Regions from separate parts of the Homo sapiens genome. Here region 2 is linked to region 1. A link is a loop called in an ENCODE intact Hi-C map of the cell type or tissue named here. Cell type or tissue: chondrocyte. All regions are shown on one strand. Each heading gives the region's core, and the rest is flanking DNA. Links, peaks and the distances in the headings are about the cores only.

The links. A loop is a pair of places that touch in the nucleus more often than their neighbours do. Peaks named below come from ENCODE experiments on the same cell type or tissue, not always from the same donor. Only the 100,000 strongest peaks of a DNase experiment are listed, where the experiment ranks them.
Region 2: it touches region 1 in a loop (5-fold over the local background); 3 of 110 quality-filtered maps call a loop at or near these places.

Annotation. Positions count from the first base shown.
Region 1 is chr5:141,406,424-141,409,343 of GRCh38, reverse strand. The region is part of intron 1 of PCDHGA1 (protocadherin gamma subfamily A, 1); the gene reads right to left. All of the region lies in intron 1 of PCDHGA2 (protocadherin gamma subfamily A, 2), which reads right to left. The region is part of intron 1 of PCDHGA3 (protocadherin gamma subfamily A, 3); the gene reads right to left. The region is part of intron 1 of PCDHGB1 (protocadherin gamma subfamily B, 1); the gene reads right to left. It also overlaps PCDHGA4, PCDHGB2, PCDHGA5, PCDHGB3, PCDHGA6 and PCDHGA7, and 6 more genes. RefSeq lists an enhancer at 865-914. In chondrocyte, for the core only: a CTCF peak has its summit at 1,416; no DNase peak of the experiment used is centred there.
Region 2 is chr5:141,093,204-141,096,123 of GRCh38, reverse strand. PCDHB2 (protocadherin beta 2) reads right to left here and starts at 1,509. Exons shown (of 1, transcript NM_018936.4): 1 at 1-1,509. The coding sequence starts at 1,333. It also overlaps PCDHB@. In chondrocyte, for the core only: CTCF peaks have their summits at 1,317 and 1,557; no DNase peak of the experiment used is centred there.

The DNA.
Region 1 (2,920 bases), core at 257-2,756:
CTCCATTTCCTCCGAAATCCAGATCCCGTGTTTTGAAGAGGGCAACAACCATTCCTGGAGGTGAATTCTCCAAAATCTGATCAGAGAGAGAAGTGATGATTATTTCTGGGCTGTTGTCGTTTTCATCAAGGATTTCTATGATTACTTTACACTGGGTAGAGAGACCACCTCCGTCCTTCGCTTCCACTTCCATGGTGTACCTTTCTACATCTTCAAAATCAAATGACTGGTTATTCTTAATCATACCTGTTTTCTCATCCAATGAGAACATATGTTTTGTGCTCTGGGCAGTGCTTCGGAAGTAGTAGTTTATCTCAGCATTGACCCCCTCATCCTGGTCAGTGGCTGTCACTTGCAACACAGGGGACCCAGGGGGCAGATTTTCACTAAGACTAATTCTATATTCGTCTCTGCTGAAAACCGGGGGGTTATCATTGGTATCCTTGACAGAAATTTCTATGTGAGCGGTGGCACTTCTTGGTGGGTCCCCTCCGTCCAAGGCAGTCAATATCAAGCTATGAGATCTCTGTTCTTCCCGGTCTAGGAGTTTCTCCAGAGATAACTCTGGGTATTTGCCACCATCGGAATTAACTCTAACCATTAATGAAAAATAAGGATTAGAGTTTATCTTATAATCTTTAATTGAGTTTATGTTTATATCAGGATCCGTGGCAGGGTCAAGCGATAGTCGTGTACCAGCGGATGCAGATTCGAAAATTTCTAAATGTATTTCCTTTTTATCAAATTGAGGGGCGTGGTCATTAACATCCTCAATCACCACAATGACATGAAAAATATTTAAAGGATTTTCCACCACAGCTTCCAATTGCAACTCACATCTTCTTCTCTCTTTGCATATTTGCTCACGGTCTATTCGGTTCTTCACAAGTAAGTCCCCGCTCTCCGCGTCTACGCTGAAGTGCAGCTTCTCCGCGCTCACTCGCAGCTTGCGAGCCGACACATCCAGGACACTGAGCCCTAGATCCTTAGCGAGGTTCCCCACCACCGAGCCCTTGGCCAGCTCCTCCGGAATCGAGTAGCGGATCGGCTCACTCAGGGTGGGGTAGAACAAAGGCAGCAGCAAAGGAAATAGCACCTGCCGCGGGCCGGCCCGGCGCCTCTGCGCGCAGCTCCCTCCCATCGTTCGCTCGGGTTCTCGCTGGGTCCCCGCTTTTCCAGTTGGAGAAAGTGCACTCTACCGCGCTAAAAGAGCATTCGGCCCAGGACAGGAGGAGTCCCGGGTCTCGGAGCTGGCAATCCGCTGTGCTGGGAAAGGTCTGCGCAGCCGGGAGGCTCTGTGTGGGAGCTGGTTTTCTTCTTTCTGTTGTTGGCTGCGCAGGGAATCCCAGGCCAGAGGCTGACGGATCCCCGGCGTCAGCGCTTGCTCTGCACTGGCCGACAGCGGCGCCCAGAGGCTCCGTGCGGGACAGCAGCCCGGTTTTTCATTTTGAATTCGGTCTCCGAAATGTATATATTCTTCGAAAATGCAGGTGTACATCCCCCTCAAATTTTGCTCTCACCATAATATTATAGTAGATATTTCTATGCTTTGTGTTTTAAATAAATCTATTATGCACAATTTCAAACTTATACAACAGTAGGGAGTATATATAGTGAACCTTCACATAGCCATCACCCCACCTTCAACAATGATCACCACAAAGCCAATCTTTGTTTAATATATACTGCGCTCCCCCATTATTTTTAAGTAATACGAGATATAGAATGTCAACCAATGCTTCTTTTTAAGATGAGACATTAAGGTCAAGAATTTTATCTTTCAGCTTATGTTCTACAATCTGTTACCAATGCACAATAAGTTAAGTCCTACATAGCCTAAGAAAAACAGAAATAAAGATTTTCCATACTCCATTCAGTCATCTGTCTGGTGAGCCTCGTGTTCTGGTTTTAAGGGCAAGAGACATTTTTGTGGTATCGAATAGTAACTACCTACCATGACATACAAGCCTTCATGGATATCTGTTATGTTTTCCCCAAATTAACATACATTTCAATATTTATAAATACTAAGTATGAAGGCTACTCCTCAGAACAGAAATTGTAACAATTTTCTTGTTGCATGGTTAAAAATATGAGCCTGAAGTATGCTTTATTTTTTTTGCTACCCACTTAAGGGGGAAAACGTGTTTGAAATAATTAAAATGTCTGTATGTCATAAAGGATTCCCAGACACTTCAGCTTTTTTTTCTTAAAAATAAAGCAACTGAAACCCAAATAATTACAAACAAATAAAACAATTCTTCATTTCCACAGAAATGCCAGCAGTCATCAGTGTATCTATGGATCACATGTTTAGCATAGAATTTTGAGTCAACTTCAAAGCTTATTTTCAAATGTCTTGTGAAATGTTATTTACTATTTGAAACAACACTATGTTTAAAATAACATTAAATAATACATTATTCTCTTCCTTATAGCTAAAAACAGTAAAATAGTTTTAGAATCTTCCCAGCAGTTCCTGAGAATATTTTCTTAAATTATATCTGATATGCAAGTTCATTTCTAGACTCAAAAGTTGGAGAATTGAGCCAGAAATAATATATAAGTGAGAGAAATATTTTTAATTCCTTGTTTTGTCATTTCACAGTGTCCAGTCTTAGAAACTTCTCTTGAGCAAGCATATACTATAGAAAAGAAGAATGTCCTACTATTCTCCATAATTTAACATTAAAGCATTAGGAAATTAAGACCTTTGAAGATATGAGAATAAAAGATGTGACAACTTTCACCATTAAAGGGAAAAAATTGGTTTACTAGGGTTTGGAAGTGGATAACTGAAGTTTGAATCTTCGTCAGAAAATATCTGTAAACACAAACAGACTTTACACACTTGTGATCTGAAAAATATAACCTCAAAGAGGTGTTTTCCTGTCATAGAAATGGAAGAATAGAAGCAATA
Region 2 (2,920 bases), core at 271-2,770, 310 kb after region 1:
CGGAGACCAGCACGGTTATGTTGTGCTCGGTTTTCAGCCTGGGTGTCCCGAAGTCGGTGACGGTGATGGTGATGTTGTATTCGGATCTGGTCTCCCGGTCCAGGGCCGTGCTTATCACCAGAGTGTAAAAGTTCTCAACAGAAGGTTTCAAGAAAAAAGGAAGATCATCTTGGATGGAGCACACCATCCTTCCGTTGTCTCCGGAGTCAGGATCTGAAACGCTGAATACAGCAATGAGGGTGTCCTGCAAGTTTTCTGGGATCTGATTGATAAGTGTCGACATAGTTAGTTCCGGAGGATTGTCATTCAAATCCATCACTTGGACAAATACCACACAAGTTCCAGATAGGCCCCCACCATCTGTCGCCTGAATATTTACTGTGTATGTCTGGATGGATTCGAAATCCAGTTTCTGTCTTAAAAGCAGTTCTCCCGATTTTGCACTTAATCGAAACGTTTTGCGAATGTCTTCAGATGCTTGGGAAAATGCATAAGATATTTCTCCATTAGTTCCAATGTCTAAATCCCTGGCAGAGACGATGGCAACCTGGGATCCAACGGGGCTGTCCTCCGGGATCTGCACCTCATAGAGCAGCTTTGCAAACTCTGGGACGTTGTCATTGATGTCCACAACTTCAATCCGTACCAGGGCCGTGCCGGACCTGGGTGGACTCCCGCCATCTAGCGCTGTGAGGGTTAACCTGATCTCAGGCTGCTCCTCGCGATCCAGGGCTCTGTTCAGCACCAGCTGTGGTAATATTATGCCATCGAGACTGTCTTGTAAATTAAGATGAAAGTGGAAATTGGGACTGATTGTGTAATTTTGGAGACTGTTGGTTCCTACATCCAAGTCCTGGGCACGTTCTATTAAGAAAGTAGTTCCAGGAGTGATACTTTCTGGAATTTTCAAAAGTATTTCTTTGTCTAGGAAAACTGGGGAATGATCATTTACGTCCCTAATCCGTAGCTCCGCCTGAAAAAACTGCAAGGGATTTTCTAGTAACACCTGGAAAGGTAGGACACAGGGCTCTGTGGGGCCGCACAGCTCCTCCCGGTCCAATTTCTCATTTAACAACAAATCCCCGGTCTGCCTATCGAACTGCAAATGCATTTTTTTTCCTTTGGAAACGACCCTGGCCCCCCTCACAGCAAGTTCTCCTATCTCCAGCCCCAGGTCTTTTAACAAATTGGCCACAAAGGAGCCACTCTCCGTTTCCTCGGCCACTGAATAGTGCCTAGGCTGGCAACTAGCCTGAGCTATGCCCAGCAAAACAAAGAATATCAGGACTTGCCTTTGTTTCGGAACGCGCTCCTTCCCCTCTCCGGCCTCCATTGCTTTCTGGTCTCTCACCAAACGTGCTCCAGCTCTGGCTCACGTTGTCGCTAACTCTATCTCCCCGTATCTCGCTGATACTGGGATGAGTGGACAATCCTAGGGCCCGGATTTCCCGGAGCGACCGCCTTAGAAAGCCTCCTCTTCCTGCTTGCTGCTTCTTTAGCTGAGTATCTGGGTAAGGGAGCGTCGGCTGGGTGCTTTGTTTCTGCTACTTCTAAGGCTGCAGCGCCACCCCGCGTCTCTTCCGAGTATTTATTTTCTCCTAAACTTTAAGAAAATCCCAGTGCTTTCTTTCAGGCTGATGGCAATCGAAATTGAGTATTTTCAAGTAGTGTCTCTCAGTGTACCGAAGTCTTATTGGCGTTTCGAAAGGCTCTTCATTGCACCCATAGAGACAGGGCAAGAATAAATAAATCTTCACTTCCCTCACAAATCCAAGCTTTTTTTTTTTTTCAAACTGGAAAAAATAAATTTCAGAACCTGGAAGGGAGTGATCTCAGTCCTAGCATGCTTCGGAAAGAAGGCTTAGACTAAGAAAGTTCTATTTTTATTCAGAGTTTGGGCATGTGTGCAACTCAGTGGTGGTTAGATTACCATCATCACACTCAAACCCAGCTGAAAAACAGAGACCCAGGAAAAGCACAGAATCCAAATAAGAGTATTTTAATGGGCACTGAAATAGTCTCCTTACTCATATTTCTTTCTTTGCACTGCTCCCACTTCACATTTTCCTGAACTTTGATGTGTCTGAGCCTCATGAAACTCTCCAAGAGCAGCCAGATATTTCCTTATTGTAAATGTATCAATATTATTTTCCTTTCTAATGCCTAGGAGAACTTTCAACATAACCTCAATTCAATTACCACATCTAGCAAAGAGCAATTTCATAATATTAAATAGCCAGTAAATATTCCAGTTTCCCCAATTATCTTTAAAAATGTCTTTTCAGTGATGGTTTCTTCAATCTGCTTCCAAACAGGGTATATATGTCATTGTTTGTTGTTAGGTTTTTTAATTTTGTCTTTTTGTTTCTTTTTTAATGTTAATATAAAGAAGTTATCAAGCCACAGAATGACATGAAGGAAACTTAAATGCATATTTCTCAGTGAAAGAATCCAGTCTGAAAAGGCAATGATACTGTATAATTCAAATTACATGATACTCTGAAAAAGGCCAAATTATAGAGACATTTAAAAGACAAGTGATAGCTAGGAAGAAGAGGGAGGGGGATGAAGAGGTTAAACATGGGGTACTTTACGATACTACAATGGTAGATACATGACATTATGCCGTTGTCAAAATCCACAGAACTATACAACACAAAGAGTGAACACTAAACTATGAAATTTAGTTAATAATTTACCAGTATTGGCTCATCAATTGTAACAAATGTACCACAGTAATGCAAGATTTTGATAACAGGGAAACTTTGAGTGGGAGAAAATCGGTATGTGAGGGGAACTGTTTGTACTATTTGCTCAATTTTCTGTAAACTCTAAGGCTGCTTTAAAAAATAATTTTACTTTGGGAGGCCGAGGCAGGCAGATCACGAGGTCAAGAGATCAAGACCATCCTGGCCAACCT